Regions from separate parts of the Homo sapiens genome. Here region 2 is linked to region 1. A link is a contact called in ENCODE Hi-C or POLR2A ChIA-PET data. All regions are on one chromosome and are shown on one strand. Each heading gives the region's core, a stretch centred on a gene start or an enhancer-like site at or near the end of the contact. The rest is flanking DNA. Distances are from core to core; before and after follow the strand shown. Region 1 holds the start of BPI (bactericidal permeability increasing protein). Region 2 has its middle 29 kb from the start of SNORA71B.

Evidence for each region. Hi-C counts contacts between places; a loop is a spot of excess contacts on that map. ChIA-PET counts read pairs that join two places held with the same protein, here RNA polymerase II (POLR2A). Pooled maps may share reads with other maps.
Region 2: POLR2A ChIA-PET joins it to region 1 with 11 read pairs in PC-9. The contact joins the enhancer-like site here to the promoter of BPI in region 1. A Hi-C loop is called at or near these places in 2 of 50 pooled maps. POLR2A ChIA-PET finds 5 or more read pairs at or near these places in 2 of 52 experiments (PC-9 and SK-N-SH).

The regions. Positions count from the first base shown.
Region 1 is chr20:38,300,062-38,307,287 of GRCh38, forward strand. BPI (bactericidal permeability increasing protein) reads left to right here and starts at 4,095. Exons shown (of 15, transcript NM_001725.3): 1 at 4,095-4,292. The coding sequence starts at 4,163.
Region 2 is chr20:38,392,695-38,399,920 of GRCh38, forward strand. No RefSeq gene overlaps it. Among named protein-coding and RNA genes, the nearest start is that of SNORA71B, 29 kb to the right of the region's middle. Within about 2 kb of position 2,609, at least 3 of the 41 ENCODE cell types and tissues checked have a DNase peak (open chromatin) inside an H3K27ac peak, as active enhancers do.

The sequences.
Region 1 (7,226 bases), core at 2,845-5,344:
GCTAGAAAATCAGAGCTGAGGGGAGGGAGAGTACAGGGCCTCAGGTGACCACAGAGGTGACCTCATGTTAAACCCAGGCAAGACCTGTGCCTGAGGATGGAGCGTGGGGACAAACGAGGAAACAGGTTCAGCAAGTTTAAGCAGCAAGCTCACAGTCACAGAGCGAGGAAGTGGCAGAGCTGGGATCTGGGCCCAGGTTTGTCAGGTTCCAAACCATGCCCTTAACAGCCTTGCTGTGCTGCGGGGGCTCACATAAGGCAGGGAGTGGCTGCTTCTCCTCCAAGCCCCTGGCGGAGTGGAAGGCTCACAGAGGCAATGTAAGCCACAGATTCCTCTATCTTTGCCCCTATCCAGTCCAAACCCAGAGGCCAGAGGGCCAAGAGCTCAGTTTCCAGTGCCCCTGGCTTGTTTTCCTGGGGGCTCTGAGGCTCTCCAGCCAGCTAGTGATGAAGGTTGACTTACGATTATTTACTGAGCACCTTCTCTGTGCAAATCGATTCACACCTATTATCTCATTTCATCCTCAGGAACAACTGCCATGATGAGCACTGTTTCCTCATCTTTAAATGAGGAACCCCAATTTCAGAAAGGTGGAGGAACTTGGCCAGGCTCACAGAATAGGGTAGCATGGCTGGGACTATGAACCCAGGACTGCCTGGCTCTAAACCCAATTCACTTTCTTCTGGAAAAAGTCGTCAGCCTAAGGACGGAAGAGCAGGAAAATAGACAGATCCAGCCCTTGAACTGACCAACTCTTGATCCACCCCATCTGTGAATTTCTACTGAGAAGAATATATTTTCCCTATGATTTAAGCTGCATCAAATTGAAATAGCAGGAGAAGAGTTTTGGGGGATGACAGGATTCTTCTATATCCTGATTGTGGTCCTGGTTACAACACATAGCTATACATGTATCAAAATTCCTAGAACTAAAAGGAACTCTAGGAAGCAAATATGGCAGAATGTTAAGGTTTTATAAACCTATGTGGTCTATTCTTTTCTTAGGTTTGAAATATTTTATAATAATTTTAGGGAAAAGAAAAAAACAAAAAGCAGGAGGAGGAGGAAGAGGAAAAGGATATTTGGGGAAAGTCTGTTTAGATGGGATGGCTGGAGCTGCTGCGGCCATCTTGCAACCATGAAAGAAGCCAGTGTAAGAGCAAATCTGAGACACGGGGATGGGAGAGCAGAGAGATGGAAAGATGATCCTGCAGATGTCGGTCAGTTGCTGAATCAATCAGAATCTCAAACCTGTCCTCCTCCCTCTGGACTTCCTCTCTGCCATAATAAATTTGTTTATCGTTGAAGCAATGTGAGTTGATGGTTTCTGATACTTGGGTTGAAGACACTGTTACTGATACAGGATACGGGGTCAGATCTGAAGCAGTGGGGCAGCCCCATGGCCAGCAGCAGTGCTGACAAGGAGACTGTGGAAAGTCACTGATGTGGCTCATCTAGATGTGGCTGGGCATGAGACATCGGGGAAGCCAGTGGGGTTGCTTGTTCAGAAACTTGCCAGCTGGGTTTTTTTTTTTTTTTGGTGGGAGGTTGTGGGGGGACAGAGTCTTGTTCTACCATCCAGGCTTGAGTGCAATGGTGTGATCTTGACTCACTGCAACTTCTGCCTCATGGGTTCAAGAGAGTCTCATGCCTTGGCCTCCTGAGTAGCTGGGATTACAGGTGAACACCACCATGCCTGGCTAATTTTTGTATTTTTAGTAGAGACAGGGTTTCACCATGTTGGCCTGCCTGGTCTCGAACTCCTGGCCTCAAGTGATCCACCTGCCTTGGCTTCCCAAAGTGCTGGGATTACAGGTGTGAGCCACCACCCCCGGCCGTCAGCTGGTTTTAAGATTCTAATTTTATAGCAATGTAGGTCATTGTCATGTGATTTCATCTTAATGTTCCTTTCCTAGCTGACACCCTCACGGATACCACATCTACCTGGGCCTTGGGGAACTCAGGAACTTCGAGCAACTAAGAGCTGGAAGTGTTCAAAAATGTGCAAGATAATTTTTCAAAAATCTAATTTTTGTGACAAGTCATCAATCTATGTGTTCTGGCTGCTACTTAGAGCAATCTTCCTGGTACAGATGCAGACATCTGAGTCTGGGGGCTCAAATCACTTGGAAAAAGGGAGAGCTGGGGTGAGGGCCTACAGTCATGAGTCCTCCTGGCACCTGCCTCAGGTAAGGGAAAATCTTCTCTGCGTGAAAGGAGGAATGACCATGACAGTGATGTGATCGCTGCATCTCAGTTTCCTTGTTTCCAAAATGGTGAAGAGGTCAGGCACGGTGTGGCTCGGCCTTAATCCCAACACTTTGAGAGGCTGAGGCAGGAGGATTGCTTGAGCTCAGGAGTTCAAGACCAGCCTGGACAACATAGTAAGACCTCATCTCAATAATAATAATAATAATAATAATAATAATAATAATAAAACAAAATGGGGAAGAATCATCCCTCTCTCAGGGTTGTTTTTTGGCTTGGAGATGATGCATATGAAGCATCTGGCACACAGTGGATGCTTCACACACGGCCACTGCTTTCATTCTGAAGCAAGCCAGAAGAATTCTAGTTGCTGCAGATGGAAGCAGGAGGGGAGACTCTTTTAGAACCAAACGAAGAGAGGAAGAAAAAAACTTTTAAGAAAAAAAGAAGAAAACTTCAGAAGGTCTCACGTCCTCCGAGCTCAGCGGACTTCATTAGACTTTCATAAAGTCCAAAGTCGGGGAGACAGGGCACTAGGGGGCTGATGAGGACCCAGCGGGAGAGAAGCTGGCTGCCCCTTCTGCAGCCCCGCCCCTCCTCTCATCACCATGGAGACGGAGCAGGCTGCCCAGTGGGGTTCCTGCCCACCCGAGGCCTGAGGCTGCTGCAGAGGGAGGGGCAGGGGCTGAGCAGACAGGGACCTGTCTGGAAAGCTGGGTTGGCGGTGGGGAGTGTCTACATCCCCCCAACTCCCAAGGCGCTGAGGGATTCGGGCTGGTGTGGGATGCATCTGGAGGGCTGTGTTTTGATCCTCGCTCTGCTAGCAGCTTGCTGAGTGACCGTGGGAAGAACGCTTCCCCTGGTGAAGCCTCAGGTTCTACATCTGCCAAAGGAAGGAGTAAAAATGTACAAAAACAGAAGCTTGGATAAGAAAGCTGTGGGATGAGGAAGCAATGAAATATTTAATGCTGGAGAAGAACATTTGCTACCTATTGTTTCTCGAAAAAAGGGAACTTTACCAAACTGACCAGGTGATCCCATATTGGTTAACAAACAAACATGGACTCTCTACCTATGCTTACCAACAAAAGAGGGAGAAAAGAAATACTCTAAAATACACTTTGGCTTGTCTCCGGAAGAGGGAGTTATATGTAATTTGTATTCTCTTGTTTCTTTCTCAAATTTTGGCCAATAAACATGGGTTACTTTTAAAATCAGGATAACATTAATAGCTAGCATTTGGATATTTATTTTGCACGGGCAGTATGCTAAATGCTTTACGTGGTTTTAAGCTCATTTTATCTTCTCCACAATCCAGAGAGGGAGCAGTACTATGTATTTCTCTTCTGCAGAAGAGAAAACCGAGGTTCAGAGAGGTTAAAGGGCTTGCCTGAGGTCGGACCACTAGAGAATGACAGGGCTAAGATTTAAAACCATAGCCAAGATACTAGACTCTAAAATGTGAGCATTGAATCATTACCACTACTGCCTCTCAGGACAAGAAAACACGAAAGCATCTGTTTTCTTAAATGTTTTACTATCAAAAATACAAAAGAAATCAAAAGTAGAAAGAAAAATATGAATCCTTATGTCTGTGCCACCCACCTTCAAGGGAGTCTGTAGATGGGGGCATTTGGGTGGGGACACAGAGCGGGGAATGGGGTGCCTAGGGAGGGGAACCAATCTACACACACACATACACACACGCACGCCCGCGCACACACACGCATGCATACATGGACATGCGAGCCTCCCAGGCTGCACTTCTCCCTGCCTGTGGGGCCCTAACCACAATGGAAAACCACAGCGGCCCTCCCTCTTTCCCACCCTCACCAGGTTCCTTCCTCCTTTCCACATTCTACTGACTTGCATTTCCCCAGCCGACTCTTTTATAGCTCCCTGGTTCAACCTCAAGGCCTTGAGGTTTTGGCAGCTCTGGAGGATGAGAGAGAACATGGCCAGGGGCCCTTGCAACGCGCCGAGATGGGCGTCCCTGATGGTGCTGGTCGCCATAGGCACCGCCGTGACAGCGGCCGTCAACCCTGGCGTCGTGGTCAGGATCTCCCAGAAGGGCCTGGACTACGGTAACTGGATGCCTCCCTTCCCTCCTCTCCACCCCTGAGGAGCACTTACTTAGCATCTACTGTGTGCACCCCTTTAGATCCAGCACCTGGCACACTCATAGCACCTCAGGGCAGGTCCCCTTGCCCCCATTTTATATATGAAGAAACTGAGGCAAAGCGAGTTGCCTAAGATTGCAGGGCTGGGATGGCAGAGCTGGGATTGGAGCACTGGTCTAGAGGACTCCAAGTCCAGTGCTCAGACCCCTGAGGGTCCTCATGGTCCCCTCCTTCCCTCTATGTAACCTCCACCTTTGACTTATAAGCCCTTCTCTTCTTTCCAAAGCCAGTTCTCAGCCTTGCCATTTGCCTCTCGTTGCTGAGGAGGCTGAGCAGGGTCAGAGGGAGAGTGTGGGAGGACCTCCCCACCCCGTGCTCTCCCCACTGCAGGGGCTGGCGGCCATACTGTGCACAGTGCTCCACTGGGTGACACAAAGAGGGTCCCCCCAGACCACTCACCCCAGCCCAGGCAGAGGAGAGAAAGACCTGCTCTAACCTGTGCCAGGCATTGAGCTAGGAACTTTACACACACAGTCTCTTTTACCCTCACTTCAGCCTTGTGTAAGACAAACTGCTGCTATCCACATTTACACGTGAGAAGTGGGCAGCCTGGATTTGAGCTCTGGTCTTGCCTGATGCCCCAGCACGGGGTTGCTCGATGCTGCCTCCCGATGGCAGAGAGATGACCTGCAAAACAGTGGGTGACACCCAGCCCCAGGGAAATCAGACCAAGGGGAAGGCAGAGCCTCACCAGTTGGGGTGCGTTGGGAAAACAGACAGGACTCAGGGGACCTGGTATCCCACCCCTGAATTCCCACCCCAGCCCAGCAGGACATCACTGAATCCTAGAGCTGCAGACAGAAGGCCACAGAAGACAGAAGAGCTAGGGGGAAGGAGTATGGCCCTGAAGCCTGTCGACACAGAGGCTCAGTCAGGGTCTTTAAGTTCAGTGGTCTTCATGCTCCGTCATAGCAGCCTGAGTTTCCCCTTCTACCCAGGCCCCTTGTGCCAATCGGAGTGAGTTTTCTGAAATGCAGCAAATCCCTACACATCCTCCCCTGGCTCACATTCTCCATGGCTCCCTACTGCCTTCAGAAGCTATCCTGACCCTTTGGCATGGCATTTGAGACCCTTCGAGGCCTGGCCCCTGTCAACTTACAGATCCTGGCCACTGCACATTTTTTTTTCCCTCCACACAGTGACCAGTTATGTGTCATTTACTTTTGAACCCCCAGAAAGCCTTCTCTAGGGCATGGGCTCTGGGACCAGAAGGCCTGGGTTCAAATTCTGCCCCTTGTCCGCTGTGTGGCCCCTAGCAAGTCACCTCAGCTTTCTGAGCCTCAGCTTCCTTATCTGTGAAATGGGGGTAGTGACAGGACCTACTTCCTAGGATTGTACAAATTCATACATATACGGAGCCTAGAACAGTGCTTGGCACAGAGTAAAGCTCGATACATTTCATTGATATTATTATTTCCTAACTGGCTCCGAGAAAACCCAAAGTCTGGGCTCCCTCATCTTACTACTTACTCCTTTTCAGGTAATGTGTCTGCCTTTTAATTGGTTCTTTGATGCTGTTAGCCACATTATAACTGGTGGTAGAATTCCTGCCATTAGGACATTATTTATTCATCTAATAAATCTTTTTTTGTTTTGTTTTGAGACCGAGTCTCGCTCTGTGGCCCAGGCTGGAGTGCAATGGTGCCATCTCAGCTCACTGCAACCTCTGCCTCCGGGGTTCAAGTGATTCTCCTGCCTCAACCTCCCAAGTAGCTGGGATTACAGGCGTGCACCATCACACCCAGCTAATTTTTTGTATTTTTAGTAGAGACGGGGTTTCACCATGTTGGCCAGGCTGAACTCTTGAACTCTTGACCTAAAGTGATCCACTTGCCTTGGCTTTCCAAAGTGCTGGGATTACAGGCGTGAGCCACCGCACCCAGCCTCATCTAACAAATCTTAAGTGCCTTCAAAGTGTCAGGCACAATGGGAATGTAAGGGACACACGAGTAAATAAAACAGATTGCTGCTGACTTCAGGGGGCTTACATGTAATAGGGGAGAGACATTCGTCAGAGTCACGTGAATAAATGCATAATTACAAATGGTAACAGGGGCTCCGAAAGAGCAGTCCACAGCATCATGAGAATAACACAGGGCGTTGCTCTGATCTACTAAGCCAGGGAGGGTTCCCAGAGGAAGTGATGAATGAGCTGACTAGAAGCTGACCGGGTGAATATGGGAGGGAAGAATTTCTTAGGGAGCAAGAATAGCATGTGCAAAGGCCCTGGGGAGACAGTCCAAAACCCAGAGAGGTGGGAGATCTGTGGGGGTGTAGCATAGAGCAAATAACAAATTAAGTATCCAACAAAAACTAGCAGGAGGCATAACTGGGTGTTTCAGGGGTGATATTTTAGACCAGGGGTCAGCAAACTACAGCCCTCCGTTTTTGTATGGCTTATAAGACAAAAATGGCCTTAATGTCTTTAAATGATGGGAAAAAAATCAAAAGGGCCGGTCATGGTGGCTCATGCCTGTAACTCCAGCACTTTGGGAGGCTGAGGTGAGAGGATCACTTGAGCCCAGGAGTTCGAAACCAGCTGGGCAACATGGTGAAACCCCAGATCTCTGCAAAAATGTTAAAAAAAAATTTTTAAAAAGTTAGCCTGGTGTGGTGGCGAACACCTGTGATCCCAGCTGCTAGGGAGGCTGAGGTGGGAGAATGACCTAAGTGCAGCGGGTCGAGGTTGCAGTGAGCCGTGATCATGCCTCTGCACTCCAGCCTGGGCGACACAGCGAGACCCTGTCTCAAAACAACAACAAAAGAAGAAAAATACTATCTCACAACATGTGAAAATTATATGAAATTCTCATTTCAATGCCAACAAATAAAGTGTTA
Region 2 (7,226 bases), core at 1,359-3,858, 91 kb after region 1:
AAGGTGACTTGGGATAAATGTGTTGAAGATGGCAGAGCCTCCAGCAGCAGTCTAGGTCCCTGAATGATTGTATGGAGCAGAGCTTCTCCCATCCCCAACTGTGGCATGTGGGCTTTGCAAAAGCAGAAATAAACCTGTCAGTCACTGAGATTTGGGGATTTAAACATTAAACACGAGCTAGTGTTGGTTTTAATTGGTACAGAAAGTATAGCAACCCATGAGACTACTGAATTACTTAAACGTATGTAAGTATATTAAGGTTTGTAAGTTGCTTAATCAGTAAATGCTTAACAAATGGAAACTATTATTATTAGTAACACATTCCTTGGACGTCAGGGTTCTCCCCTGCTTCCCCTCCCAGAGACTTTCTAGTTTGCCCTGTTCAGTTAACTCTTCCTTTCCCTCAGCAAGAAAATACGTGCCTATCTAACACCATAAATAATCAAATAATCTCTCCTTGTTCAGAACTCAGCTCCACAATTCAATTGGCAACCGATCATGTGGTATTTTCAACTGCTATTTAAATATTTTGCTATCTAATTTCTCCTAGTTTTATGTCTAACCTCCCTAAGTAGATTATAATTGCCTTGAGGGCAGGAAACAGATATTACATGTCTTTGTATCACCCACGGCTCAATGCAGTACTGAGTCAGGCACTTAATACGTATCTGGTGATTTGATTTGAAGTCTCTTGTCACTTAACCTAGTGATCCAATCTTTTCCCAAGTTATGGGCTGCCCTAGGCTTTTATCATATAGCTCCTTCAATTTATAGCCAGCTGTTAATTATCTCCAGATCTTGCCACTGCGCTTCTGTGCATGCTCAGCTGTCCCCACCTTTCACTTTAATTTCTCCTGTTCAGATCCCAGAGCCGCCCGCAAAGGATATCTCACCCTGTTCTCACTGATGATGGTTCTAAGCTGCCCACTGGGGCTTTGAAAGGTACTTGGAAGGTAAATGAGCCACAGAATGTTAACCCAGGAGGGCGGAAACCCAGGGCAGCAGGAAGTAAGAGAGGACCTTGAGGGTCTCCATTTTGCAGGGTGCTCAAGGGCCAAAGGGAAGGGAGGCCCTGGCAGGTTGAGGTGACCTTTACACTTTAACACTTTGGTGAGTTTCCTTAACACCTTCCCATTTCTGAAGAGCCTGGACGTGGTTGAGGTCTTGCAGAGAACGAGTAGAGAGTGCGGTGGTTTCAACTGAAATAGTCCCTGTCAATCTAACAGTCCAATATTTGTAGTTACTTCTCACTATGGATTCAGTTGTGGTACCCCCAAAAAAGATATGCTGACCAGGTGGGGTGGCTCATACCTGTAATCCCAGCACTTTGGGAGGCCAAGGCAAGTGGATCACTTGAGGTCAGAAGTTTGAGACCAGCCTAGTCAACATAGTGAAACCCCGTCTCTTCTAAAAATATAAAAATTAGCCAGGCGTGGTGGCGGGCATCTGTAGTCCCAGCTACTCAAGAGGCTGAGGCACGAGAATCGCTTAAACCTGGGAGGCGGAGGTTGCAGTGAGCCGAGATCACACCACTGCACTCCAGCCTGGGCGACAGAGCAAGACTCCATCTCAATAAATAAATAATCAAAAAAGATATGCTGAAGCTTTAACCTCCAGGACCTCAAAATGTGATCTTATTTGGAATAGGCTCTTGATAGAGGTAATCAAATTAAAATGAAATCATCAGGATGGGCTCTAATCCAATATGACTTGTGTCCTTATAAAAAGGGAAAATTTGGACACAGATGCAGCTACACGCAGAGGGGAGGTGATGTGAAGACAACTATGTGATGCTGGAGGCAGAGATTGGACTGATGCAGCTGCCATTCCAGGGATGCATGAGGCTGCTGGAAGCTAGGAAGATGCAAGGAAGGATTCCACCCAGAGTCTCAAAGGGAGCATGGCCTGTGGGCACCTTGACTTCTGACTTCTAGCCTTCAGGACTGGGAGACAATCCATTTTTGTTGTTTTAAGTAACCCAGTTTGTGGGGACGGGGAGGTGGTTAAGAAAGGGTCTCACTCTGTCATCTAGCAGGCTGGAGTGCAGTGGTGCAATCACGGCTCACTGCAACCTCAACCTCCTGGATTGAAGTATCCTCCAATCTCAGCCTCCTGAGTAGCTGGGACTACAGGCATGTGCCACCACACCCAGCTAATTTTTTGGTGTTTTGTAGAGATAGCATCTTCCTATGTTGCCCAGGCTAGTCTCGAACTCCTGAGCTCAAGCTATCCTCCTACCTCGGCCTCCCAAAGTGCTGGGATTACAGGCATGAGCTACTGTGCCTGGTCTAGCTTGTGGTATTTTTTATGGCAGCCCAAGAAAACGAATACACTTACTTTCCCTTATCCATGCTTCCCTTCCCATATCCATAAAGGGGCACCTAAAGTCAACCTCTCAAGAGTGGGAGGGTTTTTAGCTGAAATAAAGATTTAAGTTAGCCATGCAAAAGTCAGCTTCTCACTGAGTTTCCAAAATAACTGCAGCTGTTCCAACTATTCTTCTGAGAGGAAAACCTTTAGAAATGTTCCCTGGGAGATGGGCTCCCAGGTTGCCAAGCCCTTTTCTGGAGGGAATGTTCCAGACTCAGCTCCCTTGGGACTTTCCCTGCTGTCTGTACGAGTCTCAGACGTGCTGAAGCAGAGAATCAGATGGTAGTGGCTGCTGATGTTTGGTGCCCAATGGTCTGGATAAATTCTTTTTGTTTCCATTAGAACATTCAGTTTCCCCAATCTATGTGCTCTTGGGAGGTGGAGAGAGAAAATCCACTCATTCCACAAATATTTATTGAGCCAGCACTGTATGCCAAGTGCTGTCATTGTGCTTGGGATTTATCAGTAAACAAAACAGATCCAGAAAATTCCCACCTTTATAAACATTACATTCTAGGATGGGAAGAGACAGGCAATAATAAATGAGAACAAAAGTTAATTAGATAGTAGGTTAAGAGATGATAATGGTTATGGGAGAAAATAGAACAGAGTTATAATCCAATCTTTATCCATTTTGTTACTCAAATTATCCCAGCTTTAGTCGTTAGAAATGACTTCAGGATGGCCCCTACATCCTTTGGCTATGTCCCTGTATTTGCCTGTTTTCATACTGCTATAAAGAACTGCCCAAGACTGGGTAATTTATAAAGGAAAGAGGTTTAATTGACTCACAGTTTGGCATGGCTGGGGAAGCCTCAGGAAACTTACAATTATGGTAGAAGGCAAGGAGGAAGCAAGGCACCTCCTCCCAAGGCGGCAGGAAGGAGAAGTGCTGCGCAAAGGGGGAAGAGCCCCTTATAAAACCATCAGATCTTGTGAGAACTCACTCACTATCATGAAAACAGCATGGGGGAACTGCTCCCATGATTCAATTACCTCCACCTGGTCTTTCCCTTGACACATGGGGATTATGGGGATTACAATTCAAGATGAGATTTGAATGGGAACACAAAGGCTAACCATACTAGGCCCCATTATTTTCTGAGCACTTCCTCACTCTAGCACAACAGTATGTGTGCCAGGTTCATCTTTTACTTCCCCTGCTAAAGACTTGCAATCTCCAAGGAACTCTAGTTCCTTTTATTGAAAAATGGTATTTGGAAACCAAGATTTGGGTGCTAGATGTCTAGATGTGCTCACTGCTACTGGGATGCCATTGCCTCTAGGGCTTCTGAGAGGACAAAACTAGAAACTTTACATAGGACAATTACTAACAAGCATACACATAAAGCCATATTTATTTCTATATTTATGCATCTGTATAATTGTTCAAAACCATGGGTTCATACTGATATTTCTGATTCTCATCCAACACCACACAGGATTCATTCTAGCTCCTTCCTTATTTCTAACTTTTTTTCCAACAGTGAGAACCCTGGCTCTAATTATCCATAATCTGCTTTCCTTTTTGTTCAATCCAAATAGACACATATTGACTAAACAGAGCACAATATTTGTATGCAATTCTTTTTATCTTTGACCTTACAATATACAGTAAAAATGCTGTCTTCCAGAGTTGCTTAGTTCTTTTATTCCCCACATCCTTCAGTGGGATTATCTCAGTCATTTGTAACACAGGTTCATTTGCTATAGCTTATATGCCATTTGGGGTTTCTCCCACATATCCTGGTTGGTTTTGATGATTTATTTGTTTACTGGGCATGTGAAACATTACTATGGTTCTGACAGTCAAGGCTATACAAAAAGGTGTACTCGCCAGCATTTGGCATTACATTTTTTTTTTTATTTTAGCCATCCTAATAGGAGAATAATGGTATCTCATTGTGGCTTTAATCTACATTATCCTAAGAGCTAATGATGTTGAGCATCTTTGGTGAGTTACCTAATCAAGTCTTTTACAGATTTTCTCATTGGATTATTTATTATCTTAAGGTTGAGTCTAAAGAGGTTATGTGTGTATGTGTACATATACATATATATATATTCTAGATACAAGTCTTTTGTCAGATACATTAATTGGCACGTTTTCTCCCAGTTTGTGGCCTGCCATTTCATTCTCTTAACAAGGCTGTTCACAGATTACAAGTTTTTAATTTTGATGAAGTCCAACTTATTATTTTTCTTTCATGGCTTGTGCTTTTGGTGTAATATCTAAGAAATCTTTACCAAGACCTAGGTTTTCTTTTGTGTTTTCTTCTAAAAGTTTTATAGTTTTGCATTTTATATTTAGATCTATGATTCATTTTGAGTTAATTTTTGCATACAGTGTACAGTTTGGGTGAAGGTTTATTTTTTGGCCTGTGGATGTCCAATTATGCCACCAATATTTTGGGGGAGCACTATTCTTTCTCCATGGAGTTGCTTTTGAAACTTTTTCAAGAATCAGTTGCCCATACTTGCCTGGATCTATTTCTGGACTCTCTACTCTGTTCCCTGGGTCTGTGAGTCTGTTCCTCCAATACCACTGTCTTCATTGCTGTTGTTATTACACAGTAAGTCTTAAAAACAGGTAGTGTGATTTCTCCAACTTTATTCTTCATTTCCAAAATTCTTTTAACATTTCTAGCTCTTTTCCCTTTAAGAGTACACTTTAGAATCAGCTCATCTATATTTACAAAAACTCCTGCTGGAACTTTGATCGGAATTATATTAAACATATAAATAAATTTGGAGAGGACTGTCATCTTTGCTGTGTTGAGTCATCCAATCTGTGAATGCAGGTTGTCTCTCCTTTTATCTGGGTCTTTGATTTCATAGCACTTCATAGTTTTCAGCACACAGATGCTGTACATGTTTTGTTAAATTTATACCTAAGTACTGCACCTTTTGGAGCTGTTATAAATGGCACTGCATTATTAATTTCAGTTTGCAATTGTTCATTGCTAATTTACAGAAATATGACTGATTTTTCCATGTCAACCTCTCACTGTCTGACTATAATTTGTTATTCTCTTACTATACTACTGGATTCCATTTATTAATCTTTTATAGAAAAGTTTTGTTTCAATATTCATAGATGAAATTAGCCTGTGAATTTCTTTCTGCTATCTTGTCAGGTTTGGATATTTGTAGCTTCATAAAAATAACTAGGCAGTTTATCTTGTTTCTCTCTATGCTCTGGAACTTTGATGAGCTTTGGAATTACCTTACTGAAAGAAACTATGAAGTCCTCTTGGATGACTTCCTCAACTAATTCCATAGTTATCAATCTGTTCAGGTTTTCTGTTTCTTCTTGAGTCAGTTTTTGGTAATTTGTATTATTTAAGCTTACTTCGGTTTTAAATCAAGTTACATTTCAAGGAGACTAACATTGAATTGTGTTAAATATGTTTTTATAATTTTTTTCTCCCTTTTATCTTTATACTGTATAATATCATGCAACAGTTAAAAAGAAAAAGTGAATCTATATATGCTGACACGGAAAGATCCACAAGACATAATTTTTAAAAGCACGTTTCAGAAAAACAGAGAATCAATTTTTTAACAGAAAATCTTATTTTGAAATTAGAACTCTGATTTTCATATACAAAATTGACGTAAAGGGGTCTGAAAAGATACCCACGAATAACTACTTGATAGCAGTATCATCTTTAGACTGAAGCCAGAAGGATCCCTGCCTTGGGCTTTGATTTTGGAGGAACCCACTCAAGTTCCCTCCAGATGCACCGTATCCCACAGGGAATATGCCAGAGGGACATGCCCGTCTACAGCCACCACCCTCCTCCCAGAACAGGCCTCATGTGCCTGGAACCCTAGAATTCCTTTCCAGGGCCTGTGAGGGGCTCACCTCATTATGTCCTCTTGGGAATGGAGTGCACCACTGTCGTGACCACTGCTAGGCCCAACCGGTAACTAATGGGTGGCTGTTTGAGGAGGGTGTGGAGGAATTTGAATGTGCAGGTTGGAGTCTCCATACACATGTGCATAAGGAGGCCATCATGGTGTAGACAGAGCTGGGCGTGGGAAGGAAAGGGAGGCCTTATTGCCACATCCTGGCAAGGAACTGGGGAAAAGTCCAGACAGTCTAAATCCAAATCTGGCTCTCCAGCTCATTATGAAGGTATATTTGTCCAGATAGGAGGATAGAACATTTTTATTCAACTATTTGTTAGCTGGGTTTTCAGAAACTATCTAGACATATATAGGAATTACATTAAACCTACCCACCCTCAGTTTGACTGCCCCACCAATGTCACAAGCACGTCTTCTTTATCACGTTACTTCTGGGGAGAGGTTGGGACTTGAGGGCAAACAGGAGAAAAGGGGTGTTATGGGTTGAATTATGTACCCCCAAATTCATATGTCAAATCCCTAAATCCCAGTACCTCTGAATGTGATTGTATTTGGAGTTGTGGCCTTTAAAGGGGTGATTAAGTTAAAATGAGGCTGCTAGGGTGGGTCCTAATGCAATCTCAGTTCACTGCAACCTCTGCCTCCCTGGTTCAAGTGATTCTTGTGCCTCAGCCTCCTGAGCAGTTGGTATTACAAGCATGCACCACCACACCTAGCTAATTTTTGTATTTTTAGTAGAGACGAGGTTTCCCCATGTTGACCAGGCTGGTCTTGAACTCCTGACTTCAAACGATCCACCTGCCTCAGCCTCCCAACATGCTGGGATTACTGGCATGAGCCACCGTGCTTGGACATGATGTCCTTATAAGAACAGGAAATCTGGGCACACACAGAGATGTCAGGGCACTTGTGTACAGAGGTACAACCCTGTGAAGAGGCTGCAAGAGAGTGGCCATCCACAAGCCAAGGAGAGAGGCCTCAGA